Regions from separate parts of the Homo sapiens genome. Here all the other regions are linked to region 4. The links are chromatin loops, found by intact Hi-C in ENCODE. Cell type or tissue: endothelial cell of umbilical vein. All regions are shown on one strand. Each heading gives the region's core, and the rest is flanking DNA. Links, peaks and the distances in the headings are about the cores only. Region 1 overlaps GCOM1 (GCOM1, MYZAP-POLR2M combined locus). Region 2 overlaps LOC105370834 (a long non-coding RNA gene). Region 3 has its middle 22 kb from the start of LINC01413. Region 4 has its middle 150 kb from the start of POLR2M. Region 5 overlaps GCOM1 (GCOM1, MYZAP-POLR2M combined locus).

Region 1 (6,533 bases), core at 588-5,587, 220 kb before region 4:
AAAGTAAGAAGAATGGATCTTAGAGTTTGATTTCTTGTTCTTGGAAGCATTTTTAAATGTTTTTAAATTTACGTTTATTTTTTTACCAAACCTTCCCCAAAAGATACATGTTTTCTATTTTTATTTATTTATTTTTTTTTTTTGTGGAGATGAGGGTCTCAGCATATTGCCCAGGCTGGTCTCAAACTCCTGGCCTCAAGCAGTCCTCCTGCCTTGGCCTCTTGAAGTGTTGGGATTACAGGCATGAGCCGCCATGCTTGGCGCTCTTGGCAATATTCTTTAAAGCTGTGACTGTTGCTACTGCTGTTGCTGCTTTGGTTTAGGACTCATTTGCTTTTTTCTCCTATTTGTGTTAGGTATCAGCAGTTGGAGGAGGCATCAGCCAGCCTCCGTGAGCGGATCAGACACCTAGATGACATGGTGCATTGCCAGCAGAAGAAAGTCAAGCAGATGGTCGAGGAGGTAAGCATCTGCAAAAGGTCACAGGCCTGGGATTGCTTCCTGTGGTGGGGAAGCATCCCCAGAACAAGTCTGCCTTGCCCCTCCATTTCCTGTGGCTCACAAGCCGAGGTGCTCAGGCCACTGCCATCTAGGCCCAGAGTGGGATTTCCCCACATGTCCCCCATGGACTGATGACGATGATGCCCCTAAAAGAGGGGTTTCCTCAGGTCAAAGGGTTACAGTTAAGAAAGCTGGAAAGTGCAGTTCATAAGCTCACCCACTGTGAAAGGACAGTGATAGCCTGAGTGGGTACCCACAGCTCAGGGGACCCAAGGGGGTGATGGGCAGGGTGAATTTAGCCCAGGTCCCTGCACTGCCTCCACAGCCGTCTGTCTGTCTCTCTCTCTCTCTCTCAGCTACCATTCTTGTCCTTTATCGTTTTCTGGGTGTGTCTTTCATTCCCTTTCCTTGTCTGTTTCTCTCTTTTTTCTCCCTCCTTCCTCGTTCTCTTCTCCCACTCCTGCTTCTTCTTCCTTTTCCTTTGCCACCATCCTTTCTCTCCTAACTGTCTCTGTAACAGGAAACCAAGCTATACATTTACTGTTTGGGCATAGTTTACTATTCTCTTTTTTCTAAATGAGAAAACGGGTAAGTTGAACATTTCTATTTCTCTAAGAGGAACAAAATTTGTTTTAACTTGTGTCAATATAATCCGCCTCTCTTGTGGTGATGTTCCAAAGAAGAAAGTCCGTGCTCTGTAAAGCTAATCACATATTATTGTAGTTTTCTTCTTGCTCAATTAAAAAATCCGATTGAAAAATCTGATAGAAAAAGAGCAGTTAGTACTAACAGGGTTATAAGAATTCCCTTGAGTCTAATTCTCTAACCTGCAAAGAAAAAAAAAGGTTTCAATTTAATCAAACATTTGGTTGGCAGTGGAAAAATGAAAACACATTTTCCTTATATTAAGTACTACTTTAAAAAGTTATGTTTTATTAATGAATTATTAAAATTAAAAGCATATCTACTTCTAAGAAATAATTCATGTACATGACAGACAAATGGAAGATTAAAATATATCTATTTTATTAATCTCTAAGATATTGGGGATATTAATGTTGGGGAGTTAAGGTCAGAGAATTGTGAGTATGGGAAGGGACATCTTTTTTTATTGTGTGTAGGATAAACATACACATTAGATAAAAGTTTGTCCGCAAATGAGAAGTGCAGTTATACTGTGTTGAATCATGTACATCTTATATTGGTTCACACACAAGTTTCTGGGGAGCAGTGGAATAGCAGAGGAGGCCACGCACGCATCTTTGCAATCGTTTTGTGCATCCAGGCAGGAGCACTGCCCATAACAGTAATGCGGAGGGAGATCCTGCCCTATCGTCAACACTAGGTAGATGTCAGGAGTGTATTTTCCAAGGAAAAGCATCACTTTGCCACAGTTAGCATCTCAGTGAGCCTTGGCCGTCGGGGCATAGTTTTTCTGCTTTTGAATTTCACACGCACGAAGTCTGGGGCAAGGGCATCCCTTATTTTCCCCTATGCGAGTCTCTAACTGTGAGCACTACATTTCTCCCACCTCACCACAGGGGGGTGTCTGTGTCATTCTTGTATCTAATCGTTAGAGAACTATTGAACAAAACCTCATACTGGTTGGCTTCTGATTCACTTAAACCCTTACCTGTAAGAGGTTAAGGCTGTACCAGAATCAGAGACATTGTTTTTTTAAAAGACATTTTCAAAGAAGTTTAGAATTCTCTGTTTCCTAACTTACTTCCAGAATATAACAAACCTACCAATTTGAAGAGAGTGAAGGAGTACACATACGTACACACATATACATATGTGCATATGTATATGTGTATTTATACATGTGTATACATATGTATATGTGTGTGTGTAGGGATGCATATAAAGATCACTGTCCATGCTTTGCTTTTTTCTACCTGTGATTTCATATCTTCCAGATAAGCTTCTCTAAGCTTTGATGTGGTCTGTGGTCTGGAAGGCCCAGTCGTTGGAAAGAAATCACCAGCTAAAATTTAGGATGCCATCAGAGTTAGCACCCCCTAGGGGCTGGCTGGGTTTCCACAGTGAATGTAGACCACCACCACCACCAGCAACAAAAAGAGAGAGAGACACTTTTTATTCCTAATAATTTTTACTGCCTGATTTAGAAAGTTTGTGTTTGCCCAGCATACTACATTAACTTACATAAGAAAAAAAGGATAGCCTAGAATCTCATTTGCTATAGCCATTTATGTGAATATTTTTTTTAAAAGTTAGAAACATGGTCAAGGGGCATGGACAGGTGAGCACCTTCAGAAGAGCAAGACCAGGTTGGAAAGGAGTTGAGAACCTGAGTAATTCAGGGAACTGGGGAAGACATGCCCAAGGAGAGATGGGAGCTGAATTCACATCTTAGAAAACATGAGGGAATATGTCTTTGTTTTGTATTGTGAAGCAAGGCCAGGCCAGAACCACTGGGTGACACTTTCAAAGAGGCAAATTGCAGCTCTTCATTCACAACAAAGAAAACATTTCTAATACTGGCTGCACTGGTAAGGCATTTAGCTCTTCATCATGGTTACGTTCTTTACAAAGTAAGAAGTTGATTTAGAAGTTCTCTAGTGTTCCTCCACAAATTCTGTGTTCTGTAACCTTAAAGACTGTGTGGAGGAAGTCTGGTAACTTCAGTTAAGTGTTCATCATATAAAGAATTCTCTATTGTTTACTATGCTGTGCCTGTTTTTGTGAGCTCAGCCTTATCATTATGTTGCATAATGAGCAAAATCAGCAAAGTCGTAACTAAATCACTTCAGATCACTTGGAGCAAATTTTGAAAAATCCGGAGTACTGAATTGGTCACTTGTGAAATGAATCTTGAACTCTGACTCTAGAAGAGAAGTATGTTTTCATCTGTGAACTCCGGCTCCCCAGGCATATAGGCAGCCTTTAAGTGTAGCGGATGTTAAGGACCCTTTTTCTTCCCTCACATGGGTCTGGAAGCTCGTCTTCATCATAGCCTCACTTTCACCATGGATGGAAGTCTCGTCTCCATCCATTGTTGGTATCATTTTGGCCATAATGTCCATGAGGAAACTTAGTTTTTTTAAATGATGGGCTTCTTTTGTTTAGCTCAAAATGTCCAGGTGTCACTACTGCGATCCTTGGGAATCCTTAAATGTTAAGCAACATGTTTCTTCTCACCTTAGTGGAGTATCATTTTATCATAGTAATAATAAATAATAAAAAGTAACTGGCCCAGGTTTTGTCATCCTTAGCTCATTAATGACTTGATTTCCATGGTGGGAGACAGTAGGACTTGTACTATGTAGGAAGGGCTCATGGTGGGGGTGAGCCCTTTTGAAATGAAGGATTAGTATATATCTTACGGTGTCAAGGTCATTGAGAAAAGATAATGCAAAACGTTTTCTGTGAAATGTGGAACCAAGTCCCTCTCACTAGGCTAGGGCTTTCTACTGAATTAAGTCTCCTGTCATGGATGTCAGGGGGTTGGGTATCTCCCCCATCACTAGTTCTTCCAGCTGATTCTGGCTTTGATAAAAATGAGAGAACAAAGCCAAAAAAGCCCCACGTGTGCCTCTTATAGCCGGAAAATATAGAAAAATGCCGAGGGATTGGAAAGAAAAAGCCCTCAAGGGGAAATTAATTCATTCATCCATTCAGCAGATACCCACCAGCACCCGCTCCGTGCTGGGGCTGGGTACACAGTGGGGAGTCAAGCAGACATGGGCCGTGCTGGCACGGATCTTACCCACTGGTGTCACCCGAGTTCCAGGGTAGTCTTGCCTTTGGGTTTTATTATCCTGTTGAAAAGCTTTGTTGGGATTGGTCTTTGGTCCTGAATCAAGCTGCATTCTTTAGATTGCCAGGAAAGGCACTGGGAGAGCTGGGAGGAGTGTAAAAAGTAAGAGAGCATCCTGAGGCCCCCACAGTGCCCCTCTGCTCACACATCTTTGAGTGTGACTTCTTCAGTCCACAGAGTCATTCACACCCTCTTTACCTGCTCTCACCATGGCTCTCCTGCTGCCAACCAAAGCAGCTCTCCTGCCAAGGGGAAAGTGATCTTAAGGAAAAAATCAACTATTTGCCTTCCAAGAGGGTGGGTTTACATTTTTGCCAATGGGCAGGGATATTGTTTAGCTGAATAAACAGTAATTTCTTAAGAGGTTTTTTTTTTGTTTTTTTTTTTTTTAAGCTATATCCCAGTGCAGCCATTAGGCATCCTTTCATTTTGTCATGTCTTTCTTTTGATTTCCCTTTGCCATTTGTGATATAGGAAATGTTTCTTCCAACAGGGTCTGAAGGGAGTTTCTTTTCATTTGCAGAGGAGGCATTTTCTTTAGACTTCTTTTGCTGAAAGCAATTACACTCTACCCCACTTTGCTATAATTGAGATGTTTAATAAGTGCAAAGGTGCAAGGAATTGATTTTCTCATTAGTGCTTCTCCACCCAAGCTACACATTGGAATCACCTGGGGAGCTTTAAGACATGCCTGAACCTGGCAGATGGGATGGAGGCAGACTGAGCATTGGGTTTTGTTTCGTTTTAAAAACTCTGCAAGTGATTCTAATATACAGCCAGGATTGAGAATCGCTGTCCCGGATTCTCAGAGCGGTGGCCTGACTCTCCTTGCTGGGTTTCATGTTCATGCATTTGGCCAGCATCCCTCAGAAGCTCCTATGCCTGAGGTGGGAAGCTGCTGGTGAACTCAATAGGAAGGGCTCAACAGAAAGCAAGCCAGGGAGACAGTCACCAGGGACCAGGAGCACAGAAGTGAGAAAGCTGGTCCAAGTCTGTGACTCTCTGGGCACTGTCAGGGGACCTTCACTTCTTGCCAGCCCCTGGTCCTGGGAGGATTCTGTGACAGCTCACTCTTTTTTTATTTTTTATTTTGTTTTAGAGACAAAGTCTTGCCCTGTTGCTCAGGCTGGAGTGCAGTGGTGCAATCATACCTTCCTGCAGCCTCCAACTCCTGGGCTCAAGTGATCCTCCCCACTCAACCTCCCAAGTAGATCGACTATAGGCACGTGCACCCATGCCCAGCTAATTTTTGTATTACTGTTATTATTATTATTATTTTTTATAGAGACAGGGTTTCACTATGTTGTTCAGCTGGTCTTCCAACTCCTGGCCTCTAGCAATCTTCCCATCTTGGCCTCTCAGAGTGTTGGGATTACAGGCGTGAGCCACTACACCTGGCCTGACAGCCTAATCTTAATAGCTGTACTGGCCTGGTGGTATCCAGATAATACAAACTTCCCAAAGGCTATTTAGACCCATCTAGAGAGATGTTACTAAGGTGGGAAGAGGTACGCTTGTTAAATAGATAATAGAAACTTAAAGGGACAGAATCCAATCCACCTAAGTCCTTGAAAGCTGGACTACCACTAAGAGAGACTAAGGGTGATTCTCATGGATCCTCTTCCAACTGTGCATGTATGCACGTGTCTGCCTCGCCCTGCTTTAAATTATTCACTTCTGTCTGTACAGAAGACGTTACACTTGGCCACATGGTACCCCTTTAGAAAGAGAAGGCAAAAACATCTTGGTTAAATAATTATATTAGCAATGACCACTTCTCAAATTCAAGGCAAAGCAGAATATTATTTGTGATTCCTAAGGAATGATTTTGAAAGTATTTAACGGTCATCTCTTAGATTTTTTTTAAAGAGTGATGCTGTAGTCATAATGCAGCAGTTCCTTGGGGGAAACAAACTGGATCAGGGAGAATAACAGATGAGTAAGAACTCTTCAGAGAGTTGAGACTTTGAGTATCTGGCTCTCTAGCCAGTTGGCCAAACAAGGCTTTACATTACTAGTCCCTAAATCCACATGCATCTGCAGTTAGAGACCTTTATGTGTCTACAACAAAAGATGGCCTAGAAAAATAGCAACAAGTATGGACTTTAGCATCAGACAAACCTGCCTTTGAAAAGTTATTAGTTTCCTTGTCTATAAAATAGGGTTAATAATAGTATCTACCCAATTTTTTGTAAGAGTTAAATGAGATGACATGTATAAAATGCACAGCATGTTAATTGGATCATAAGAA
Region 2 (6,533 bases), core at 976-5,975, 110 kb before region 4:
CTTTGCCCAGTATTGATGAGGCATTTGTGAGGACCCCTCCTCCTCCTCAGGCCCCACTTCCCCTTTTTCCTCCTTGAAGCTTGGGGGAAGGCAATGAACTCCCCAAAAAGAGCCCAAATCCCTAAGCTCTGAGGCACCCTCTTTTAATGGAATCGTCTTTTAAGGGATACAGAAACATTTCTCTCAGGAACTAACTGTCCTGCTTGCATTCTCCATAACCCCTTTTGTTGTCACCAGGGGAGTAATTATAATTTAAATCGATGGGTACTTGAGAGAAGGCGAACGATTTGCCCTCCCTTAGCACTTGACATTTTGAACATTGGACAATGAGAGGTGACTTTGTTTATTTATTGAGCTATTATGGCTTAGTGCTTAGAGGAGTTCCTGCCAAGAATGGAAAGAAACCTCCTTTTTGGATCATGTCTTTAAGCACAAACCGCTTTGTTACTGGTCAATATTTGGGGGCAAAATCCAGTGAAAGCTATGTTCATTTGATATACCATACATTTCCCTCTATCTCACTGAGTATGCCGAAAATAAATGCTGTCTTTAGTATTTCCGACATCTGGTCTTAATATTTGAAAGTCTGTGTTTCATGTACTTTTTTGATAGACAGCATTTTTTTGTGGAGCATTTTGTTGTTAGAGTATGTGAAATGTTGATATTAATCTGAGCTGCCCTGGTCTTCATGGAACACAAGGCCAGTCTGAAACAATCCTTGGGAGCATCTTTGGGAGAGTATTTTTGGGATCAAGCAACATATTTTGACATCCTTCCAAGGGCATTTGACTGTGTTTTGTGGAAACACTGTGTACATTTAACCTGGAGGACTGCTAGGCAGGTTTGCTGCTCACATCCAATCTCTCCAATCAGTATATCTGGTGCTACTATGGTAGGAACGTTGACAGGTTCAAAGAACAGATGTCAGGATTGACCTCCTCCACTCCGTGTTCCTGGACCCAAAGGAACCGGAGGGCTCTGTGAGTAGAGGGCTGAGCTGTGTTTTGAAGGGGGCTTCAACCCTTTCTGGATTTGAATGGACATAAAAGCTGACACCCATTCTCAAATAGCCTGGCTCATGCAGATCTTTTTTTTTTTTTTTTTTTTTTTTTTTTGAGATAGGGTCTCACTCTGTTACCCAGGCTGGTGTGCAAGACACAGCCTTGACTCATTATAACCTCTGTTTCTTGGGCTCAAATGATCCTCCCACCTCAGCCTCCTGAGTTGCTGGGACTATAGGGGCACACCACCATGCCTGGCTAATTATTGTATTTTTGTATTTTGCACTTTCATCATGTTGCCCAGGCTGGTCTCCAACTCCTGGACTCAAGTGATCTGCCTGCCTTGGCCTCCCAAAGTCCTGAGATTACAGGCATGAGCCACTGTGCCCGGCCCCATGCAAGCAGCTCCACAGACTGGGCCAGATCTGATGGGTACCAGCGCTCTGGTCATATGCAGAGTGATGTCCACTATCCCTGTTAGCTGCTCTAGGAAAAGAACCTGCTGATGAAAGTAAAATGTATAAAGTTCATGAGAATTAGGGTGGTGTGGAAGAATTTGGGATGAGAAGGTATGGTGAAGTTGAGGCAAGGGGATGTGACAGTCACCAGCATTTTAGACTTGGAAATTCTTAGACCTGGCTAAGGTCACAGAACTAGTTATTGTTAACTAGACTAGATCATGGGACCAGAGCTGTGTGTCCCCACTTACAAATCAGCTGGGACCAGAATAGAGAATCTGTTCGTCCCTGGTCAGAAATGCTGATTGCATTTACACGTATTTTTTTCTTTTTCATATAAATTAATAAAGTGTCAGTAAAACTTTCTAATGCAGATTCCCTAGATGAGTGAAAAAGAGCTAAGACCAGGACATTGAGAACCCTAGGGACATAGTCAAGTATTGACTCCTGCAGAACAGCCCCCTGAAGCCACCTCTTCTCAATCTTCTTTCCATTGCATCTGCTTCATTGCAAGAGAATACTATGGTCTTGCGTGTGGTTTCTTTCTTTTTTTTTTTTTTAAACATACAAGTCTACTTTGAATTAAACTTCATTATTGAATTCGTGATTCCCAGATGCTCTCTTCTTAAGTTCACTGAAGAAGAAAATTAAATAGAAATGCACCCAGTATAAGAGAAATTTGTCATCCAATTGAATATATTAAGGTAGAAACCCTGGATGAAAAAAATCCCAGAGCATTCTTGGTCATAGTTTGGTGGTGCCTCGAAAGAGAAAAGATCTTGTAATCCCCAGGATGACATTCATTTTGGCAACCACTCATAAAGACTTCTTATAAAGTTACAGGGTGCTCTTGGAACCATGGTGGCCTTGTCCAACTTGTTTAAACTCTACTTGTTGATGAAGAATCTCCAAGATATGTGGTTAAGAGAAACGACCATGGTGTAGACCAGGGTGCATAGTATATGGCTATGTGGTTAAAGCTAAAAAGAACATCTGTAAATGTGCATATATGGTATATATAGGGAAAGATATACAAAAGCTGGCAAGCTTGCGTCAGGGAAGATGAGCCCAATGGCCACGGTCCAGGGTAGGAGAGGGACTTGCTTTTTACTGTATAGTCTTTTGTATCTTTTGAAATTTATACCATGTACCTGCATTATCAGTTCCAAAAAATTAGTTGAAACCAGTAACTGAAAAAATAACTACTTAATGAGCCCTCTGTCTACCCTTTTGGAACCCAGCTTTCTAAAAGAAGACAAAACTTACCAAACCAACTTATAGAGAAAAGTACTCTCACCCCTAGCTCATTTTCATTCCCTGGCTGACCTACCAGCAGAACCTCCGCCCCCCTGCGGCCCGATACCATCATTTTTAATGAAGTTAATTTTTATTTTTATTTTTATTTTTACTATTTTGATAACCACTTTCTGTGAAATAATAGTTTTTTTTTTTCAAAACTTGGCTCATATCTCCTTTTATGTTAGCAGTCATGGCATAGAAAAGCTGCCCACAGAATGACATACATCAAAAACAGTTTTCTGTTTAGACGGATAGCTTTAAGTGTGTGCAAACAGGTGCCTCTATGTGTGGAAGGAAGACATGCTAGATTATTTGGGGTCCACCTGCAGAGGAATGAGCTAATTTACAGAAGAGTGAAGCAGGCTCTGCACTGAAGGCCAGGGTTAAGGCATATAGCTAATGATAAAATAAATGAATGTGACTTTCTAAAAATGTCATGGGGGAGAAGAAAATGAGGAGGAAGGGAAAACTGGCCTCTATAATCTTGTAATGTTACAAATAGAATTGCCATGTGACTCAGATCTTCTCAGAGGTTAGAGGGCATAGGTCACTTTTTTAGTGGTGCATCTTTGTCATTAGACGAAGAATAATTGGGAGGAAATGATTTCACCCCAGAGTTTAAATTCCTCGGTCACTGCCTCATTTTCTTCCATAGATCCATAGGAATCTCCTGGGAGTGAAGTGGAGCCTGTGCATTTCCTAGAGTTGGGCTTTTTGGGGTTTTGGTTTGGATCTATGGTGTTGCTCTCTTGGGGACAGAAAGTATGGACAGGGCACAGGCGCAGAGACAGGTCACTCTCTGTGTTTCATTCCCGTCCTGACACTTTCTAGCTGTGTAGCTTTAGATAAGCCACGGGACATTTGTGGATTTGAGTTTTTGCATCTGTACAATGAGTTACTAATACTAAGCTGGAAGGGTGCTAAGGGGACTGAGTGTGAAAATTGGTATCAAGCTCTAAGAAGCGTTTCCTTTCCTTTTGCAGAGAGTGCTAGAAGGGAGACTGCTGTCCCCACAATGGCTGCAGCCCCATTCCTTTTTCCAAGCTGCCTGGGTGAACATTCCAGGATCCTGACATTCTGTGGAAATTGATGAGTGCTTGCTCAAAGGTCGATGATGTGCTACAGATGGCATCACCTGTTAGAGACAGAGCTTTCTCAAGAGGAGCTTTGATTTCCTTTACTTCCCGAACTGCTATTTCACAGTCTCTCAGTAGATGTCAGCAGCACAGCAAACATCTCACTGCCCATCATGGAAGCAGGTTGGTTCAAAAACTTTTCCAATTAAAGAAAAAAAAAAAAAAGGAATTAGTTCTTTCCTTTGCAATTTTCTTCAGAAGCCCCAGAACCAAAATGGTAAGATCTAGTGGCTTCAAAGTAGATTCCTGAGAGGATTACTCAGGGTGTGTTTGCATTTTAAAGACAACCTTTTATTCCCTGTAATGAAAACATCACCCCTGAGATGGCTAGGGATTATAGCAACCTTTTTGGAATTTTCGGCAAGTTTATCTCACATTTACTCTCTAGGCAAGAGTGAAATAATAGAAGATGTCCAATATTTTGCTTCTTCCTGTGAAGTAAATCAAAACCCTGGGAATGTTTTCTCCTAAGTTAATTAACTGATGTGTCCTCCTCTATATCTTCATTATATTCAATTAACCCTCTGATTGCTACTACAGACAACTGCCACAAGCTCAAAGAATAAGGCAGAGTTTTCTCATCAGAATGAAAGAGAAGATTTGAGCTGCTCTGGAGGCTGAGGTTTGAGAATCACTTGGGCCTGGGAGGCGGAGGTTGCAGTGAGCCCAGATTGCACCACTGCAGTCCAGCCTGGGTGACACAGCAAGACTCTGTCTCAAAAACAAAAACAAACAAACAAAAAAAGAATGAAAGGGATTATTTGAATTTGTGCCCTAGCAATATTTTGAGGTGATGTCCACCCAGGCTTTGCTTATGACATTTCCTACCTAAGCTGACTCCCCTTCCTGCTCCCTCCATTCTTGCCTGCCCAGCCCCAGGTATGATAGGAGCAAGGTCAGCACTGCTAAAGGTGGGAATGTCTCCATTGATGTACCTACCCTTTTGTCCCCAGTAATATAAAATTTTGCTCTGAAACTTTACTTGAGATTAAATTGGCTCTTGGGTATTATATTTACCTTGCTTCTGTTCCTTATGGCTTTTTACTGTGAGGAAGTTTGCTCCTTGATTCGTCATGTTATTTTTTGGCATTAATGTTCATTTCTTGCTGTTGCATTTAAATGGTATGTCTCTTGATCACTGCATTTTTCGGTGCCCCCTTCAATTTTACACCAAGGAGCGTGCCTCACTTGCTCCCCCTAGTCCTGGCCCTGGGAAGAATGCACCACCAGGTTCATCCACAGCAGAGGGGCCCCATGGGCTTCCCAGAGGCCCCGTGGGTTCCCAGATGGGCAGTGTTGTCTCACCCACTGTCTTCAGGAGGAGCTAGCCTTCCTCCGGAGAAGGCTTCTGCGCTGCAGGACTGAGTGCAGGGCTCGCAGAGCCTGTTGGGGGAGCTGGAGCCAGTGTCTCTGCACACAGTGGGCGGCCGCTCTGATTGCCCATCTAAGGAAATGCTGGGGTCCTGTAGGAGTCAGCTGCTGTAAACTCCTACGGCCTTTTGGTGAGAAACCAAAAGCAAAAGCAAAGTGTGTTTCTCCATTTCCAGGATTAAAATTAAGCAAAACCAGACTTTCTTTTTCTTTTTCCCTTTATTTTTTATTTTTTATTTTTATTTTTTGGTACATGGAGGTAGTGCGAATGCGTGTCTTAGGCAGCCGGGGAAGGGGGCAAAGGATGGGTCCTGCCCAGTGCTGGGCAGTTGCCAGCTGGCGGCTGCAGCAGTGTTGCTCCTCAGACCCAGGGCCAGAGCTGGCAACATCAATGGTAGGGAATAAAGCTCAGTGGGTACGTGGTGCCGGGAGCCTGGCTGAGCGGAGACCTCCCAGTGAAGGCTGCCTCCTCCCTGTGCCCCAGGCTCGTTTGGATCTGGAACTGCAGGTGCATACACGCTCCTTGTAGGTTTCTTATTGAAAAAGCAAGAGTGGACCAGAGTGTTGTTATCAACATGGTGTCATGAAACAAGGTCAGACTTGGATGTAGAAGGCCTGATTGCAGGCCCAGCCCTACCCGTGGCTGGTTGTGGTGCCTTAAGTAAGTCACTGGGCCTCCCAGAGACTCACCACCAACCTGCAAACTGGGGAGAATAGAATTTATGCTGCCCACCCTAGAGATATTCGTGAGACTTGACTGGTTAATATTTGCGAAGGTAAAGGTGTGTATAAGGTATAAAGACTCCACAAACAGAGGCATGATTGCTGTTGTGGTGGTTATTGTTATTATCATTTGCTCCAACTCACAGTCCATGGTCTTACAATGTTGCTTACTTCCTAATTAAGTAGGGAATTTACTATATATCTTTGAGCCTGCCATGGTGCAAGGTTCTGTGCTGTAAAGCAGATAATGTGTCTTCCCACGAAGGGCCTAGGAATAGGACAAATATATAGAAAACGGGAAGGTATGCTAGAAAGGGACACTATTTCAGGAGAGACAAGCAAGGGAGGAGCTGTTGCTTCCAGTTGGAGGAAGCCGGGAAGACTTCATGTAGAAGTAGTACTGGAGCTGAGGCGGTAAGAAAGAGGTGGGACATTTGCAGAGTGAGCTGGGGGGGATGGGAAGGCATTGCACAGGCAAACAGAAGCTGGGCCCTGCTGGGGAATGTATAGGGAAGCTGAGCCTTTCTTTGGTTGGACTGTGGGCA
Region 3 (6,533 bases), core at 727-5,726, 520 kb before region 4:
ATGGAGTTTGTTTTTCTTCTGGGACATTTTGGGCCTCGCTGCAACATGAAGGTGGGATGTTGGGGGCACCGGAGGATTTACCCTCTCTAGGCTGTGCTGGTTACTATAGTGGAGGGTCTCAGAGAGCTCCAGGCTGGGGCAGGAGGAGGGTGATTATGGCTCTGAGAATAAGAGAACAGGTGAGCCAAGCCATGGAGAAAAACTGAAGTCCTCACCTGCCAGGAGAGAAGCCATGGTGGGCACCTGCTGATTGTGGCCTGAGGGGCCGCCCTCCACAGTTCCCGTGAGCCTTGTGTGGTCAGGCGTCCCCTGACCTTTCTAACTGAAACCAGGGGAAAGCTGTTCCCCGGCGGAGCAGCAGGCGTCCCTGTCAGAGCCACCGGCTTTCTCCCTGTGACTCACGGCTGCTTCCTCCTGGTCATCTGGTCCAGGGCAGGCCTAGAGGATGTGTGTTGACTGACCATGTTCCTGCTAAAAATATGGGTCCTGGAGTCAGAATTTCTTGCTGTGAAAAGCACTTCCTGCAGGCAGGGTGCCTCAGGAAGCAGGTCATAACATTGTTTTTCTGAGCCTTTCTCTTCTTGTGTGGGGTCTCTATATTCAGAGTCTATAAACATGAACAAATGTATGTACGGTGGCCAGGAAAGCGGGAAACAGGTGGCGGTGCTCACGGGGCAGCACTGGACTGGGGAATGCTTTCAGCAGCTCCCCCCGTGGGCGTGTCAGTGTGGACTCCCTCCAAGACACTCTGGCGCAAGGGCCATTGATTTTCTTTTTCTTTGTTTCTTTGTTTCTTTTTTCTTTTTTTTTTTTTGTAAGACAGAGTCTCACTCTGTCGCCCAGGCTGGAGTGCAGTGGTGCAATCTCAGCTCACTGCAATCTCTGCCTCCCAGGTTCAGAGATTCTCATGCCTCAGCCACCCAAGTAGTTGGGATTACAGGTGCATGCCACCATGCCCAGCTAATTTTTGTATTTTTAATACAGACAGGGTTTCACCATGTTGGCCAGGCTGGTCTCAAATGCCTGACTTCAAGTGATCCGCCCGCCTCGGCCTCCCGAAGTGCTGGGATTACAGGCGTGAGCCAACACACCTGGCCTTCTTTGGTTTTCTAGCTCCCATCTACTCAGCATGGGCGGAAATCCAATTTGTTGTGCTTCCTGGCTTCTGGGGTCCTGTGGACCTGACAGGGTCTTGCACCATTCAGAGAACTGGCTCTCCGGGCCTCAGGACGCCCTGAGCACTGCTCAGAGGTTCACTCTTCAGTCACTGTGGTCCCCGGGAGCAGTGCTGATGAGTTGAAGCTCAGCCTCTGGGTATTCATGCTCCACCCCCTGAGCAGCCTTGGACACCCTTCCCCCTCACTCCTCACCATTTGCTGAGACCACCACCCCTGCCCCCCTATCTATCCCAGCCTCTTCAACTAAAGCTGCCAATCTCACGCCCTGCTCCTCTGGGACCACCTCTCCCCACACCCCATGGGCCTGAAACATAAGAGTTCTTTACTTGGGGGGTTGGGGGTGGGTGAGAACACTCAGCCCTTCAGAAACACACAGCAGCCTCTTCTCCCCAGAATCAGGAGGGGAAGGGAGAAAGGGGAAGGAAGATGCTTGATATAGTTTGGATATTTGTCCTCGCCCAAATCTCAGGTTGCATTGTGATCCCCAGTGATGGAGGTGGGATCTGGTGGGAGGTGTTGGGATCATGGGAGCCGATCCCTCATGGCTTGGTGCTGTCCTCATCATAGTGAGTGAATTCTTGTGAGACCTGGTCATTGAAGAGTCTGTGGCACCCCCCACCACCAGCTGTCTCTCTTGTTCCTGCTTTTGCCATGTGGCGTGCCTGCTCCCCCTTCACCTTCTGCCATGATCATAAGCTTCCTGAGGCCTCCTCAGAAGATGAGCAGATGTTGGGGCCATGCTTCCTTACAGCCTGGAGAACTGTGAGCCAATTAAACCTCTTTTCTAGCCAGGCACGGTGGCTCATGCCCGTAATCCCAGCACTTTGGGAGGCCAAGGCAGGCGGATCCCCTGAGGTTGGGAGTTTGAGACCAGTCTGACCAACATGGAGAAACTCTGTCTCTACTAAAAATACGAAATTAGCCGGGCATGGTGGCCCATGCCTGTAATCCCAGCTACTCAGGAGGCTGAGGCAGGAGAATTGCTTGAACCTGGGAGGCAGAGGTTGCAGTGAGCCAAGATCTCACCATTGCACTCCAGCCTGGGCAATAAGAGTGAAACTCTGTCTCAAAACAAACCAAAAACAAAAGAACTTCTCTTTTCTTATAAATTACCCAGTCTCAGGTATTCCTTTATAGTAATGCAAGAACAGCCTCTTACGCTTCATTTGTCTCTGGGAATATAGAGTAAAACAGCAGCCAAATAACACTCCAAAACAAAACAAAACAAAACATCCCAGAAGACGAATTGTAGTTTAGTTTTTTTTTTTTTGTTTTACTAAGTAGCTCCCCTTGTTACGTTAGCCTCGTTTTACAGACGAAGAACCCAGGGCTAAGAGGGTTCCTTGGGCTGCCATGTGGCACTGGGTGGGGGTTTATGGAGGTCATGGCCCCATGTCTATGCTCTCAATCTGACCAGCGTAGGCATCAGGGTGGGCACTGCCCTGCACAGAGGCCCAAGGGTGGTCCTGACCATGTTGCCCAGGATGGTCTCAACTCATCTGCTGAGAGATGGCCTCCATCACAACCTTAGCCTCTGCTGGCAAACAGGTGGAAAGGAACCAAAAGACAAGTAAATCCCAGCCATTAAAGGTAGAGCTGGCTGAGCCTCCTTCAGAGAATGCATGATGGTGACACACACCTCCACAACACCCAGGCTTGATTTATGGACGCAGATGTGCATATATCACCTCCTGTAATCCTCACAAGAATCCTATTATTTCCATTCTCCAGATCATAAAATGGGCATGCAGATGTTGAGTAACTTTACCAAATCCTATAACTAGTAAGTTGCCGAAAATGGGATCTGAACCCAAATCCCTTAAGTCCAGTGTTCTTTCCATAATATATCAGTGAATATAGCTGAGATTTCATTTTTTAGACAGATAAAAATCAAGAGAGGTGAGTACCAACGTTTGCACTTTTCATTTGACAATAATAGACAACAAGGAAACCAATTTGAAATTTCAGTCTCTCTTTAGGAACTTAAAGATGAAGAAAAACTAGGAGAGTGGTTATTCTACAAAGTACCATCAGGTGGCACCATTGCACAGCGGCTGCATATCCCCAAGGTTCAACTCAACAGAAGGGCCAGCTCAGTCTGGCCAGCTGCGACCCCACCCTGGCCATGGCATGTCCCCGCCCCACACCTTTACTAATATGATGTCAAGATCTGATGTGTGAATAAGAAACGTAGCATCCCATGTCTCAGTTAGCTGCTGTCCATGTACTAGTCCATCTATTTTTGTCTGGTAACTATTTTAAGTTATCTTGACCTTGTTAAATGTTTTAACAGGATCTGATCTGTCTCTGAAAACATTGCACTCTCTTGTCTGGAGGTGCAGGGACAGGAAGGAAACCTTTAATCAAGGTCCCCCTTGGCCTGAGATGATGGTGGGATAGGTGTGGGGTCTAGATTGAAGGTGGAGGGGTCAGAAGTCATGCAAGGGCAGTGGTGGGTTTGACTGGACGTTTGGGGCCAGGCAGGCAGCTTTGCACAGTGCATCCTTTGCCTCTGTATGGGGTCGGGAGCTTGGAAAGCTTTGGGGGTGGGGGTGGGTGGGTAATGAACACTTCTCACACTGTTTTCTGTTTTGTTTTTGTTTTGTTTTGTTTTGTTTTGAGACAGGGTCTCGCTGTGTCACCCAGCTGGAATGCAGTGGCACAATCCTGGCTCACTGCAACCTCTGCCTCCCGTGTTCAAGTGATCCTCCTGTGTCAGCCTCCTGAGTAGCTGGGACCACAGGCGTGCACCACCATGTCTGGCTAATTTTGTTTTGTTTTGTATTTTTTGTAGAGACGGGGTTTTGCCATGTTGCCCAGGATGGTCTCAAACTCCTGGGCTTAAGCAGTCTGCCCGCCTTGGCCTCCCAAAGTGTTGAGATTACAGGCATGAGCCAGTGTCCCCAGCCCCAGTTAGTTTTATAATGCTGCATGAAATCTAGATTATTTGAAAATACCACATAAAAATAATTGCTATGACATTTAAATATAGTGACAATGAAGTTCATAACAGAATTTGTATTAGAGTATTATTATTGCATAACACAAAAATTTGCCTTCTGTACAATCTCTTACACGGAAACATAAAATGTCAAGAATTTTCTGTAAGGAAACATAAAAGTAGATTAGCTACAAGTAAGACTAATAAACATAGCATACCTTTTATACATTGTAGAAATAGTTATTTTTTATTCAATAATTTGAATGTAAAGGGCTTTGAATTGTTTTTGTTTTGTATGTTACCAATAACTTGAAGCTGTTTCAAGCTGTTAAATCTAAATTCTAGTCTCTGTAGAGATTATACCGGTTCCCACATGTGTCATGGGATGCCTTGTGCCCCTCCAAAATTCATATGTTCAAGTCCCAACCCCCAGTACCTCCGAATGTGACTGTATTTGGTGCTAGGTTCTTTAAAGAAATAATTAACCCTTTTCCTGTTTAGGAAAAAAAAAAGTGCAGCCCACTGCCAGCATTTTTTTTTTTTTTTGAGACAGAGTCTTGCTCTGTTGCCCAGGTTGGGGTTCCATGGCACAATCTTGGCTCACTGCAACCTCTGCCCCTCAAGTTCAAATGATTCTCCTGCCTCAGCTTCCTGAGAAGCTGGGACCACAGGCATGCACCACCACATCTGGCTAATATATATGTATTTTTTGTAGAGACGGGGTTTCGCCATGCTGCCCAGGCTGGTGTCAAACTCCTGACCTCAAGTGATCTGTCCACCTCAGCCTCCCAAAGTGCTGGGATTATAGGCATGAGCCACCGTGCTTGGCCAGAGCTCATTTAATTTTACATAAACCAACCTGACTGATTTTCAATGTGAAAGTAAAATTTAAAAACTGTTCTTGGAGTTATGTGTAAACAGAACTAACATCAAAATCATCTCAATCATCAGAATCGTCTATTTCAGAAAAATAGGATTAATCAAATGAATCTTTGGCCAACAACTCTTTGAGAATGATCACATAGGAATGCTATGTTTTCTCGGATTTGACATTTTCAGCGATCGAGAATTACTATATTTTCTAAATGGAAATGCCACTACTAAAGACAGAACGCTATACCTAGAATGATGTCTTATACGTAGAATGATGTCTTTTGTTTCCAAAGTTGATACACTAAAGCAAAGTGAAAATAATAAAAGGGAGATGTTTTGTGACCAAATTACTTTGGGGTAAACGCTGCAGCCGCAAGAGCTGCTGGTGAGTGTTCTTGGGGCAAACAGGAAAAGAGTTAAGGGAAAAATTTAGGTCCTGTGGATGGGCTCTAATCCAATATGATTGGTGTCCTTATAAGAAGAGGAGATCAGGGCACAACGCACAGACAGCGGGGACCACGTGAAGACACAGGGAGAAGACTGCATCTACAAGCCAAGGAGAGACCAACCCCGGCGGCCCCTGATCTCAGACTTGTGGCCTCCAGCACTGGTGCTCAGCCACCCCGGCTGTTCCCTCATGACGGCAGCCCCAGCAGATGAATACCCTGAGTTGTGCAGGCTGACAGGGAAGAGGCAATGAGGAGAGAGGGAGCTAAGACAGCTTCTTTCAATGATAAATCCCTTTTCCCAGAATAATCTGTACCTGTCTTCTTAAAGTAGCTCTTTGCACCAAAAGGGAGGATAATGAATTTTCAAATTGCAAACAGGTTCATTTGTTTCTACAAAACTGTATGTGGCCTAAAAGTGACAGTCATCCTCCTGAGAGAGTCCCCCGTCTTCTAGACAGGACTGGCCCGTGCTAACCAAAGCTGGGCTCTGGCAGGGACTCCAATTTGGGAAGATAAATGAGCAGGCGTGGCTGGCCCCTGAGCCACAGCTGAGCTCTCATGGAAGCGTCAGAAACAAGTACAGGCAACCCCAGGGACTTGGGCAAGGCCAGCCAGATGGTGAGGTGACCCCCAGGGCCCTGCAGCCACAGTGAAATTGACAAGGACCTGGAGCAGGGACTGAAGACCCCTGTGGGCAGGAACAAATGCTGCAGCTGGGCAGGGGATGGGGCAGGCCTGTAGGAAGCCAGATCCCACCTGGGCTCCCCACTCAGAGATGGATCAGAGGCCAGGCTGACCCGTGACCTCACACGGGAGGCCACACTTGGCCCGTGCTCTAATTTGTATTTATTTTTTATTGTTGTGGCGATGGGGTTTGCTGTGTTTCCCAGGCTAATCTCAGACTCCTGGACTCAAACAATCTGCCCACTTTGGCCTCCCAAAAGTGTTGGGATTACAGGCGTGAGCCGCCGAGCCCAGTCCAGTGCTCTATTTTGAAAACAATAGTTAACTACTAACTGTTTTTAAATAAATAGTTGATGGACTGAATAGCACTTTTTCAAAAATTGGCTTTATGTAGACTAGATTCTAACA
Region 4 (6,533 bases), core at 949-5,948:
TGCACTTGGCTGAAAATACACGTAAGACTTTATTTTGGGGGATGCCATTCCAATGAAGTTAGTTGTCCACATTTTCTATTCCACTTTCATTTTGAACATCGTTAGTGTTTTCCATTTCCTAGCCTTTCTTTGCAAGGTTCATTTAAGATAATTAAGATTTTGGTGAATGACAGAATGGTAATTCCAACCGCAAGCCCTATGAGATGGGGAAGGATGAGTCAAATAAGGTTAAACGATGGGTGACAGGGAATCCCTTCTCTTGACACCATTTCTAAATTTGCAAGAAACTTGAACCCTGGAGTGCTTAACTCTTCTTCCACTCCATGTCCAAAGGGTATTATTGTCATGAAGGAGGTCTTTGAAGTGTTAGTAGGATGCTTGTGGTTTCAAAACATTTTCTCCTTCTCTGGTGCAGTCTCCCCACAGCTGTTTTCATTGCCCCTCCTTCCTCCTACCCAAGATGTTCTGCCAAACATGCACCTCCTCCAAGTGACAACAGCCCTCTGACCAAATAGAAATTGCTACCCCACTAACAAATTAGAGATGTCCTCAGGCCCAAAGTTTCCCCAAGATTTTAGACTCCTCTGCCCAAGAACTTTGGGACAGTTTTCCATACCTTAGACAACTGTTGGTGTCAGTGGCAACTATTAACTCCTTCTTTAGAGGCAACTAATTAAGATCCAAGATCAGGAATATGTTTCCTTTGTTTTCTACCTGACCAAAGGCTCCTCTCTTCTGGGGCAACCCCCAGGATTGGAGTAGCCTTTGTATTTTTTACTGTGTAGGGGAAAAATTTACAAATGTCTATCAATCAATCCTAGTTTTCTAGTTATTTAGGCAGCTACTCAATGTTCATAATCATTTCTACCCAGGTATCTGTGGCAGCCTCTCATTTTGCGGCAGATGTGACAGTCATATGTGATCTAGGGTTTGGGATGATTTTACCTTGAGAAATGCCCTAGGAGTCTATGATAGTCTTCAACAAGGAGGAAATATTGTGTATTATTCACGGTTTTACTGTTATTTAATCACAGAGGAACTATATGTTTGGCTATAAGCTATGTCTTAGAACTGGGTTAATGATCCCAAGCAGAATGTCTGTCACACAGGTCATCAGTCAATGTTTGCAGAATAAGCCAGCTAGGGTTTTATTTAAAAAAAAAAAAATCAACATGCCAAAGGGTTAGCTGGCACAGATGAGAATCTATATTCTGGGTAATATTCTCTAGTAGTAAAAAAAGATAAGGAAAGGTAAAGACCAAATTATTTGACATAAATGCTTTTAATGGGATAGGAAGAAAAGAAAAAAGTAAAACTAGTTGAGGTGAGCGAGTGTAGAACCTTGGATTTCTAATTCAAGATGAGTTTTTTTTTCCCCCAAAAACTGCTCTGAAGTGACAGAAAAAATAAAGTATAAATAGTGCTTGAAGACAGAAATTAGTACCATCAGATACTGAATTTTTAGGCAATAATGAAGATGGAATAATGTTAATGGCAGGGAAAAAAAAAACCCAACAGTGTCTTAAAGCAGTTACAGGAGAAAGCTCCTGTACAGGTAAGGTTGGCTTTTCCCAGCCTAGAGAAACAAACACAGAGTCAGCAGTTACACAGATCAGCAACAGGAGTGGCATGACCTGAAGGCAGAAGGCTTCTAGTAACAAACTACTCATACCCTGCCTTCACCCAACACTCTCCTTACTCTCCCATCCTTTAGAGTGTTTGGCTGAGCCTTTGGAGAAAAACAGCTTTTTCTACAAGAATCTTTGTGTGCCTGCCCAGTGAGGAGCGAAGGTGTGCTTCCTAGTGTGGGCACAGCAGTAGAGGTAACGCCAGATACAGGAGCAGAGCCAGGGTGAGTCAAGAGGAGTGTGTAATAAAGAAAGAATTAGTGATTTGAGATGATGTGAGAACTCCAAGGATTAAAGGGAAACTCCTAAACACTTTCAGAAAGAAGGTGTTTTAAAAGTGAAAGAAAAGCTAAAAGAAGAAAAGAAAAAGAAAAAAAAAGCAAAACATGCAAAAAATTTAAAAGGCTCAAAATCAGCCATATAAAGACACGGGTCATATTGACCACAATGCGCTAAAAGCAGAAATGAGTAAGATAAAAATTGTAAAATAAAAATATTTTACAATTACTATGGCCTATTTGATAAGCCCAGGAGGAATAGCTCAACTGCTTAGCAATCATCATGGGAAAGGCTCAACCAGTCAGAACAGACTGTCCACCCCAGCAGAATGGGTACCCAGAAATCTGTGCTGATGCAAACCTGCTAGGGGCAAACCTGTTGAACATCAAACCTAGATTGGTTCCAAGAGGCCTTGGTTCCATGTTGGTGGAGCAGCTGAATACTACTTGGTTTGAGGCACAGTTTCTTGGAAGACTGTTGCAGTCTCAGAGCTTCAAATTTTACGAATTTCCCAACTAACATCCTTTATCTGGTTCAATCCATGATCTGACATTGCAGTTAGTTGTCATGCATCCTTAATCTCCTCTAATGTGTTAACAGTTCCTCAGTCTTTCGTGTTACTTTGAAAAATACCGTTCGGTTATTTTTCACAGTCTTCCTCAATTTGGATTACTCATATGATTTAGGCTGAGGTTATGTATATTTGGCAAAATACCATGGAAGTGTTGCTGGGTCCTTCTCAGTGTATCATATCAGGAGGCACATAATGTTAGTGTGCCTTGCAACTGGTGATGTTAAGTGATTACTTGGTTAAGGTAGCATCCACTTTTTTCCACTATGAAGCTACTGTTTTTCCTTTATAAGTAATAAGTGTCTTACAGGAAGATCTTTTGAAACTGTGCCAGTGTCCTACTTTTTAATCAAACTCTCACCCACTAATTTTAGCAACCACTGATAGTTCTTGCTAACAATAACTATTACTGTTGTGTTTGTCTAGAAGTGATTTTCCATTTCCATTATCTCTTCTGCATTTATTCATTGGAATTACACTGTCAGAAGAGCTGTTTCTTCTCCCTTCTCTACTTATTCAATTATTTATTTGTATCAGTTGGATTCATGGTTATTTTATTTTATTACTGTTATGTATTTTGTTGCTCAGATTGTTCCAGCTTTGGTCATTGGGAGTTCCTTCAAGTTGGTTCCTGTGTTCTTCTGACATGTAGACATCATTTTTTTTGAAGCATTTACATTATTTTTCAAGCTTATCTTACGTTGTACCTGACCCAGCTCTGGAATCAACCACTTCTCCAGTGAGTTCTGGCTTATTTTATTGGAGAATGGTATTTAGAAACCAAGATCTGGGTGCTAGGTGTGCTTGTTGCTATTGGGTTGTCATTACTTCTAGGTCTTCTCAGTGGATGGAGTTAGAAAAGGTATGTATGTATACTCACATATATACATGCACATTTTTATACATTTTCTTTTGAGTTAAGAGATACATTTTCTGTCTTCTTCTGAGCCATTTTTAAAAGAGACACAGACCACGGACCATCAGCTTACTTTTATTTCGATATATTTACTTATTGCTTTAGTAGGTATCACAGTATAAGAATTTTGTCTAATGGCTCAAGCTCTTGAGAAAAAGAAAATGAAAAAGGCTTTGCGCCCTCTTGTGGTCAAACTGAGTAACTGGTATTTCATGGCATTGGAACAAGAGTTGAACGTATGAATGAGATAGAGTGGCATTGACCTATAGCGTAAAATATATAATCTGATAGAGTTAGCTTGTGACTATCCTGTAGCATGAATGAACCTAAAGGGAGTAATTTATAGCCAATGTTTTTCTGAGTTACCCGAGATCATAATATAACCAACATTTTACCAAAGGTGTTCAGATAGATCTTCCCATTGGATCCTCACAGCAATCTTGCAAGGCAGATTTTTATTATCCCTAGTTTACAAATAAGGAACCAGTTTCAAAGAAGCTAAATAATTTTCATAAGTCAATTTTGTAACTTGTTTGGAACTACAGCTGGAACTTGAACTTGTGTGGTAAGAAGGAGTTGGTCTGACTTGTCATTGTTAACCCTCTGCTTTTTCTGCTGAAGAACTTTAAAATACGTTAAACATTTCATTACAATGGAAGAAAATTATCAAACCTTAAACCCAGAAAATCAGAATCATAATTTAAAAAGGAAAGGAAGGAAGGAAAGAAAGAAAAACAAGTCTCCTACAATTTGGCTCTTGAAAACATTTTTAGAAGTTCATAAAAATGAGAAAAAGACAATCCTATCATTGAAGTTTTTTGTTTTATCAAGTTAACACCTAGTTAAAACAGGTAATGGAAGCCATATAAATACAAAATCCAGACTCTCAATAAACTTCCTACACCAGATGTGGACTGAGATACACTCCATTCTGGGAAGTTGGCCACCATAAACCTCTGACAGCCATAGATGAGTCATCTAACCATCTCATTCCATGTGATCACAGGTCTTTGTAGTGTTACTCGTGCTTGGGCTGAATAGAAATATCACCATAAATCTCCTAACTAAAAGGATGCAGTTTCTCATTTTCATTTAGACAGATTTGAAAATAGGGATGAGATTGATCAATACACTCATCTTTCTGCAATCATCTGAGAGGCCAAAATGGCCTTGAGGATGATATATGGCATGCACAATGTGAATCTCTAAAAGCTTTTGGTCTCTCAAGGTTATTACGAAGACAACCATGGGAAGTAATAAAGCTGTGTCGTTTATTTAAAGTGAGGGCCCTAATCTTTTTTCTACTGGTACTTCCCGCTTTTCTATTTTAAAAGCGCTGACTGGACAATATGAAAGAAAAGAAAGGTGCCAATTTTAAACCCTCAGGAAGTCCATTTGGTGAATGGATTCTAGAAAGGTAAAATCAAATGTTTCACAAATAAAAGTTGGTGTTGGGTTAACTTTCAAATTGATGCCAGACTTAAGCTTTGGAGGTGTGTCATTTTTATCCAAATAACAATGCAGAAACGACACAAAGATTCCCATCCCTGCCCATGGCAGTAGACAGAATTCCAAGTGGAGTTGCATTACTTGGACCTGAGAGGGTTGGTGGTTTGAATGAAGTTCAGTGGAACCATTTCTATCTGATGAAGTGTGAAATATAATTGCTAAATATGGTTTTGAAAATCAAAATGGGCGAAATATGCTGTGAAAGAGAATTTCCAAGACAAGCTGGGAATATAAACAAGCAAAAATAAAACCAGTGAAAACATAAGCAGCAGAGAGTCTTCAAGGTCAAGGCTGTTAAGGGAACCCACAGGTTCTGTAACATTCTTGTCATTGTCTTTTCCTCCGCATCCTCAGCTGGCCAACGAGGAGACCAAGAGCAGGCTCGTGTCGTCATCTGGCTAGTGTCTAGACATGAGCATGAATGCTCTCCTCCCACACACAGGTGCTGCCATGTGATGTCTGCACGCCACATGGCACATCCCAAGGAAGGTCATGCTGGGAAGGGACTGGGTGTGTCCTGAGTTCTGGTCCATTGCGTCCAGAGGCACAATCTCCAGAGTGACACAGGGAATGAAGGAATCTTCATTTCCAGCCAGTTTTATGCAGCAGGAAACACAATGACCGTGACAATCCCTTCCTGTCCCATGGAAGCCTGGGGGAACATAGGAGAAGCATCTGCACTGCACACCCATCTGGAGCCTGCAGACCAGGTCCTGGAGACGTTATGTTCTGTGATTAAACCATCTGGAAAGCAACATGGTAGGATGAGAAGGGCCACTCCAGGGTAACCCACCTTATGACTTGTAATCATGTTGAGCCCTGTGGACCTTGCTCACCTGGCTGCCGCCTTGCTCACCATCCTGCAAGCACCAATACTCCAGCTCTTTAGGGCTCTCTTTCCCCTTCAGTTCTGTGCATGCTGTTACCACAGCCCGGAATCCATGGGCCAAGTAGCTAGTGCTCTCAGACCCTGCTCAGGTGTCCCTTCTCCAGGAAGTCTCTGAATTCCCATTTCCCTTCTCACCCACTCCTTGAGGAGGATTCTAAGACTAGGTTTGGACCCAGCAGGAAGAAGTGCTTGAGGTCAAAGTCTAGCACAGGTATGGGAGCGGAAGTAGAGGCAGGCAGGCAAAATATCTGCCGTTTCAGGGTAAGTTGTGAATAGAACAAACAGTTCCACAATTAAAGTTAAGAGTTTGGAAACACTGGACTTGGCCGCTTTTTCTCGTCTTCACTGAGCCACCTGCTAACCCATGACTTGTTCTCCTAAGTGGACTCAATCATGAGGAAGGAGTATTCAGAGCCAGGGACCAGTTACTGGTAGCTTACCAGGCCACCTTTCTGTAGAAAGCAATAAATTGGCCTTTGGGTTTATTTCTAAGTGTCCAGGCGTTTAGCCAGTGCAGGTCTATCTGCCAGAGCCTGACTACCCTCAGCATGCTGAGAAAGTGGGGTTCATGTGCTGGGAAGCTGAACCGAAGAGTGGCCATTGTATGCCCTGCTTGGGGTAAAGAGAGGCCTCTATGGCTATCTTTCATCAGAATGAATGGCAGGGCCCAGTGGACTTTCTCTTAATTCAGTCTTCTCCTTGCAGAGGCTTTTTCTTAAACTCAAGCTTTCCCTGGCAAAC
Region 5 (6,533 bases), core at 729-5,728, 190 kb before region 4:
GTTAGACTCTGGTGGTCAAAGGAAGCCCCCAGATGAAGAATCACCAGTGGCCTGTTAGGAAACAGGAATGCCCAGAGGATGTAGCGGGGTGGGTGGCAGTGTCAGCTATGTCTATCTAATAAGCAAGACTTTGAAAACCAGTTTTTTTTTGAGCATATCAATAATGATTATCAATTTGATTGATTAAATTCCCTGAAACTATTTAAATTCCAATACAAATTTATTATGACTAATTGCTTTTGGCCACTTCACACATCCACCTTAAATAGCAGACAATATATACAAAAAAAGTTGCATAATAACAAGATTTAATAATACATTTAGACTTAAACCTATTCTAAAATACTAAATATCATGGGTTTTAATTTATTTTGTCATTGTTTCTGTTCTTGTTTTTTTTTTTTTTAAACCTTCCTGAGGCCATTGTTTTACTTCTTTCAATATTTTCTTAGGGCTAACATCATTTTGACACCTTTCAGACAGGTGCAGTCATCTTTGAGATCCAAAAGAGAAAGGATACCTTCTCTAAATTGCTAAGATTAGAGGATGTGGGTTACATAGGTTCTTGGTTGGGTCACAGGACCCTCAGTGGCTTCTTCCAAGGTGATTCAAACACAGGACTCCTTATCACTGTCTTTAGCACTATTAAAAACTTATGCATTCTTTATCAATATTTCATCATACATAGCTAGGCCATGTAGAGATCTCCTCTCCTAGGGAATCAGAGGTGACATTCAAATACTTGGTTTTCCTCTTTGGCTCTCAGACTAGCTGATCATTTACACACACTCTGCCGACGCTGTTCCTTGCTAATTGTGGATGATAGCTAATGCTGACACGTTGCTGCCCAACTCTCCACTTGATTGCTCTACGGCACGGATGCTAAGCAGTCCTTCTCCAGGTCCTGAAGTCCTGGGGTGACCTAACTTACATGTTCTTTAGTTATTCTTTCTAACATAACAGAAAACTTTTAAATAGATATCTAATTAATACCTCCTAAAAGAAACCACAAAAGTTTTGGTAGATAAATCTGGTAGCTCCCCATCTTACTAATAAGTAGCTACATTTGTGAAGAGTGCAATTGCAGACTCCAGACTCAGACTACCTGAGTACAAATCTCAGCTCTGCCACTTAGTAGTGATGTGATATTGAGCAAGTTAATTAACTGTCCTATGCCTTAGTTGGCTTATTGGTAAATAGGAACTCTCTCTGTGAAGTGGCATCCTCTCCATAGAGTTGTTATGATGATTAAATATGTTAATACTTAAGTGATTAGAAAAGTACCTGGCTCATGGTAAATGCCATATGTGTTACTGTTTCTTTAATTGCCTGCGTCCCAGGGACTCTTTTATTGTCATTGATAAATATTTTAGATTTATAGCTATGTCCCATAATGAATCACTCTTTCTCTTTTGCTCATCCTCAAAGTTGGAGACTATCATCAAACTCAGCTGTGTGATAATTTAACAAAGAGAATTTCACCTTTAGGTGAACATGAGCAGGGATTGTACAAGCCAGGTCCTACTAGCAGGCCATAGGGCCCAGCAGTCCTTTGCCTGCAGCAACCTGAAAGGTTCATCCTGGGAGGGTGAGGCTGGACGTGAGTCTTATAGGCTGGCAATATTTCAGCTTCTTTTAGCAGTTGGCCCCGATATTTGCAGAATTCATAGGAGTTTGGGATTCATATCAAGTCTTAGAGTTTAAGTGTCATAAGCTGATGGTCTTGTATGATGTCATTACTCCTATTATGTATTCTGGCTCCATGCCCAGGCAGTATTTGGGGATTTATTGATCATGCCTGTGCTCCTCTTAGCCACAGTGCTGTTGGTTTTAAAGAAGCAACCCTTAGTTTCAGATTGAAGAGCCTTGGCTCTTACACATGTCCTCAGTTAGTCCAGTTCCTAGCTGTTCCCCAAGAACACTTTAGCTGTTCTGCTTCTTGAGCTACGGGTTCAGGACTGCATGACATATCCAGCACTGTGCTGGAGCTGCTTCATACTGGTTAATGAAAGCGGAAGACATGCATCACTTCTCAGGTCTCCATTTGGGGATGTCATGTTGGTCGCTTGCAATTAGCTATGGAGGAGGTCTTGACACCACAGAAATTGACATATGTCACAATCAGAGCTTTTTAACCTAGGGATTTTATTGTCAAAAATTTACTAGTGCACCATTAGTGTTATGTAACTCTGCAGTTATACCTAAGGGCTTTGTGTTTTTACCCTGACACCTCTGCTTACAAGCAGAGTAACTCTGGGCAGGTAATTCTACCCCTCTGAGCATCAGTTTCAGCATTTGTGAAATAGGGATAATCCCTCCCACTTGAAAGAAACTTTTTATGATTAAATAATAGATACAAAAGACTTAGAATTGTGCTTGGCACAGTGCGAAAGATGGACAAATGTTAATTCTTTCTTAATTACTCAACCTTTTGGAGACTTCGGTTCTGACTCACATTCTGCCATTATCTGTGCATGACCTTGGGCAAATCATGCCACCAACAACCTGGACTCGGTTAGTTCATCTTTAAAAAAGGGAGAAGGCTTAGATCAACTCTGAGATTATTACCATTTTTAATGTTTGAAAACTTTGTTGAAATGTTGAAATCGTATTAGGATCCTAGACAGTTAAGGGAACACCCTCTACCTGATCCTGGGCTCGGAGAAAAGGACAGGCCCTTTCCTAGGTCATGGCTGACACTCTAGAACCCTTCTTCTTTTCTTTTAAAACAGAGAATATGGATTATTTTAGTCCCTGGATTCATCATTTGTGCTTACCTGGGTTTAAACTCATTAGATTTTGAACTCCCTCCTCCCTCTGCCCCAAATCCAAATGACACAGCAGACTCCTAAAAGCTTGCTCTAGCCTGGCCCTGTCAGACTACATTTTCATCAACCAATTTAAAATCTTCCTGATCCCGCTGATGAGTGAGAACATGCGGTGTTCAGGGGACATAAACATGGGAACGATAAACACTGGGGATTACTAGATGCGGGAAAGAGGGAGGGGGAAAAGGTCTGAAAAACCACCTACTAGGTACTATGCTTATTACCTGGGTGATGGCCTCAGTCATACCCCACACCTCAGCATCCCACAATATACCTTTGTCACCAACCTGCACATGTGCCCTCTGATTCTAAAATAAATGTGAAAAAGAAAATCTTCCTGATAACAAAAATATGCCCATTCTTTTTTCTTTTTCTTTTTTTCAAACAATTTTTTTTATTAGCTCAACTTCTGGAGAAGAAGAAATATTCTCCATTTCCAATATAGAAAATGTTCTTAAAATAACATTGCAAGCATTTATCTTCATAAGCTTTCTGAAACTCTGAACAGATTTCGTTACACTTTTCTCTGTCGGATATACTACACTTACAGCTCAATTCAAAAGTCAGAGGAAAGGAGTCAAATGTCTTGGTTTTGTCCATCCTGCATTTAATGTGTGTTGTGTAGCACCTGAGCCTCTCAGTGTGTCTGTTATGCATTCTTGCGACTATTATTAATTTTTCTGTGTAATGTTGGAGCGGCAGCACCAGGCACTCGGCTCCCCACATGCATTTTATGGAACACACATTCAGTGTATGTGCTACAGCCCCCGAGCTGCCCACACCCCTGGGCCTGAGGGGAATGGTGGGGGAGGTGACCGCCAAACATTCGTGACATAATTTCCAAAAAATGTCCAGAAGTGCTGCACATTTTCTCCCTTCGTGAAAGGCACATGTGCCTCCCAAGCCATTGGGTTGGTATTCGTTACACATATAAACACAAGGGGGTGGTGTTTGAAAGCAGGAAAACCATGGAATTTGCTTCTCAATCCCAGAAGCAATCTTTTTTGTAGCACAGTCCAGGCAGCAGTCTGAGGCTATTCTTTGTCGTTCCACTGTAGTCATATTCTGCAAGACTAAGAAGGAGATAGTCTTGATTTATTGTATCAAATCGGTTAATTTAATTTTTAAAGACTTTTCTTAAATCTGTCCCACGCTCTCTAACTCTCCTCTTACTGCCCATGTTCAGGCTCTCATCATCTTTTATTTTTTACCTTATCAACTTAGTTATTTATTAACTTACATAAATAAGTTTCTGTTATTTATTAACTTACATAAGTAAGTGTTTCTGTTTAAGCATATAATCCACTGAGTTTTGACAGTGTTTATACCCATGAAATAACCACTACAATCAAGATAGAGAGAATTTCTATCACCCCACCAAAGATTCTGTTTCAGTTTGCAACCCAGCTTTCCATTCATCCCTAGGCAATTCTTGATCTTTTTTTTCTGTAGATGGTGAGTCACTTTTTATCACTTTTGGTCACTATGGATTTCCATTTAGTGGGAATCCACTGTATGATTTGCATTTCTAGAAATGGAATCATATAGCATGCCCTCTTCTCTGTCCAGCTTCTTTCACTCAGCATAATGATTTGAGGCGCATCTAAGTTGTATGCATTCCCTTTTGTTGCAGAGTGGTATTCCATTGTATGAATATATCGCAGTTTATTCATTCAGCTGACAAAATACATTTGAGTTGTTTCCAGCTCTGGGCTATTGTGAATAAAGCTGCAGTGAGCATTAGAGTACAACTCATTATGTGAAGATAGTTTTAGTTCCTCTTGGGTAAATTCCTGGTAGTGGAATAGCTGGGTCGTAAAAGGAGGTATAAGTTTAACTTTTTAAGAGACCGTCAGTTTTTCAAAGGGGTTGTAGTATTTTAATTTTCCAGCAGTTTGAGTGTACCAGTGTCTCCATATCCTAACCCAGACCTAGTATTGCCAACCTTTTAAATTTAGCCATTCAGTGTTATAGCTTTTAGAATTTGTCTAGTAGGTTTTCTGGCTTTGAAAGCTCCAAAATAAAAATAAAAACAAAAGAAAATAAATTGAGCCATGCTAGGGGATATAGAGTGCTGTCTCATGTGGTTTTAATGTGCATTTCCTTGTCAACTGGTGATGCTGAGCATCTTTTCTTCTTTTCGAGAATCTTTTCATATGCTTTTTGCCATTTATAAGTTTCATCTTTTGAAGTGTCTGTTCCAATCTTTAGTCCGTTGTTTTATTGAGCTTTTAGTTTTCTTACTATTGAGTTGGAAGAGTTCTTTATATATTCTGGATTCGAGTCCTTTGTCAGATGTATGTGCTATGAACATTTTCTCCCATCCTGTGACTTACTTTTTTGTTTTCTTAATGATGTCTGTTGAAGATATATATATATATATATATATTTTTTTTTTTTTGCAATGGGGTCTTGCACAGATACCCAAGCTGGAGTACAGTGGTGCAATCTTGGCTCAATGCAGCCTTGACATCCTGGGCTTAAGTTATCTCCTACCTCTCAGCCTCCTGAGTAGCTGGCACTGCAGGTGCATGCCACCACGCTCGGCTAATTTTTGTATTTTTAGTAGAGATGGTTTCACCACGTTGCCCGGGCTGGTCTCGAACTCCTGAGCTCAAGTGATCAGCCCATGTCGGGTTCCCAAAGTACTGGGATTATAGGCATGAGCCACCATGCCAGGCCCTGTTGAAGAGATTTTTTATTTTTGGTTTTCAATTAACCATTTATTTCTTTTATGATTTTTGTCTTTTGTGTCCTGAGAAATATTTGCCTACTACAAGGTCACAAATATGTTCTCCTGTGATTTCCCCTAAGAATTTTATGGTTTTTACTTGTTTATTTAGTTGATCCATTTTAAGTTGATTTTTGGGTTTTGTGTGAAGCAAAGGTATCAATACTCTTTTTTTCTACACAGATGCCCAGTTGTTTACTTTTAATGTCTCTTTAATTTCTGATATTATTTGTACCCTCTTTCTCTCCCTATCTTATCCACTCTGTGTCTCTGTCTCTCTTTCTCTTTCTCTTCTTTAACCAGATAGTGGGTTATCAATTTTTGTTGATTTTAAAAAATAATTAAAATAGCTTTTGGCTTTGGTGATTTTCTCCATTGCTTGTCTGCTTTCTATTTTATTGACTTTTGCCCTGATGTTCATTACTTCCTTCCTTCTAATTATTTCGGGATTACTTTGCTCTTCTTTTTCTAGCTTCTTGAGGTAGAACTTAGGTCATTGATTTTAGACCTTTCTTCTTTTTTAATATAAACCTTTAAAGCTATAAATGTCCTTCTAATCTCTGCTTCACCTGCATCTCACAAGCTTTGATATACTTTACTTTTATTATCTTCCAGTTCAAAATATTTCCTAATTTCCCTTGAGATTTTTCTTTGATTTATGGATTATTTAGAGGCAGGTTATTTAATTTCCAAATAGTTGAAATTTTTGTTGATATTTTTATTTCTAATTTAATACTTTTATAGTCAGAGAACACAGCTTGTATGGTTTTAACTTTTAATTTATTGGGACTTATTTTATGGCTCAGCATATAGTTTCAATTAAATTTTTGTGAAAAAATATATATTTTGCTGTTGTGTATATCCTACAAATACCAGTTGGGTTTAGGTGGTTGATAATATTGTTTAGATAACTGACATTTTTCTTGGATTTTGTGTAATTGTCCTATCAATTGCCGAGAGAAAGGTGTTATAAT

The links. Hi-C counts contacts between places; a loop is a spot of excess contacts. Peaks named below come from ENCODE experiments on the same cell type or tissue, not always from the same donor. Only the 100,000 strongest peaks of a DNase experiment are listed, where the experiment ranks them.
Region 1: a loop joins it to region 4, with 3 times the contacts of the local background. A loop is called at or near these places in 15 of 110 quality-filtered maps.
Region 2: a loop joins it to region 4, with 15 times the contacts of the local background. A loop is called at or near these places in 86 of 110 quality-filtered maps.
Region 3: it touches region 4 in a loop (32-fold over the local background); 9 of 110 quality-filtered maps call a loop at or near these places.
Region 5: a loop joins it to region 4, with 9 times the contacts of the local background. A loop is called at or near these places in 58 of 110 quality-filtered maps.

What each region holds. Positions count from the first base shown.
Region 1 is chr15:57,639,084-57,645,616 of GRCh38, forward strand. It overlaps GCOM1 (GCOM1, MYZAP-POLR2M combined locus), which reads left to right. Exons shown (of 17, transcript NR_104371.3): 10 at 357-462. MYZAP (myocardial zonula adherens protein) reads left to right here. Exons shown (of 13, transcript NM_001018100.5): 10 at 357-462. Among named protein-coding and RNA genes, the nearest start is that of MYZAP, 50 kb to the left of the region's middle. In endothelial cell of umbilical vein, for the core only: CTCF peaks have their summits at 2,000 and 2,532 (motif pointing left); no DNase peak of the experiment used is centred there.
Region 2 is chr15:57,747,430-57,753,962 of GRCh38, forward strand. LOC105370834 (a long non-coding RNA gene) reads left to right here. Exons shown (of 6, transcript XR_001751554.3): 4 at 3,742-4,017. Among named protein-coding and RNA genes, the nearest start is that of POLR2M, 44 kb to the left of the region's middle. RefSeq lists enhancers at 3,780-4,532, 4,955-5,551. In endothelial cell of umbilical vein, for the core only: a CTCF peak has its summit at 3,960; a DNase peak (open chromatin) is centred at 3,972.
Region 3 is chr15:57,337,635-57,344,167 of GRCh38, forward strand. No RefSeq gene overlaps it. Among named protein-coding and RNA genes, the nearest start is that of LINC01413, 22 kb to the left of the region's middle. In endothelial cell of umbilical vein, for the core only: a CTCF peak has its summit at 3,224 (motif pointing right); a DNase peak (open chromatin) is centred at 3,227; H3K27ac peaks cover 1,098 bases.
Region 4 is chr15:57,857,653-57,864,185 of GRCh38, forward strand. No RefSeq gene overlaps it. Among named protein-coding and RNA genes, the nearest start is that of POLR2M, 150 kb to the left of the region's middle. In endothelial cell of umbilical vein, for the core only: a CTCF peak has its summit at 3,595 (motif pointing left); DNase peaks (open chromatin) are centred at 3,569 and 4,339; H3K27ac peaks cover 366 bases.
Region 5 is chr15:57,663,679-57,670,211 of GRCh38, forward strand. All of the region lies in intron 10 of GCOM1 (GCOM1, MYZAP-POLR2M combined locus), which reads left to right. The region is part of intron 11 of MYZAP (myocardial zonula adherens protein); the gene reads left to right. It also overlaps the pseudogene LOC124903589. Among named protein-coding and RNA genes, the nearest start is that of POLR2M, 40 kb to the right of the region's middle. In endothelial cell of umbilical vein, for the core only: no CTCF peak of the experiment used is centred there; a DNase peak (open chromatin) is centred at 3,793.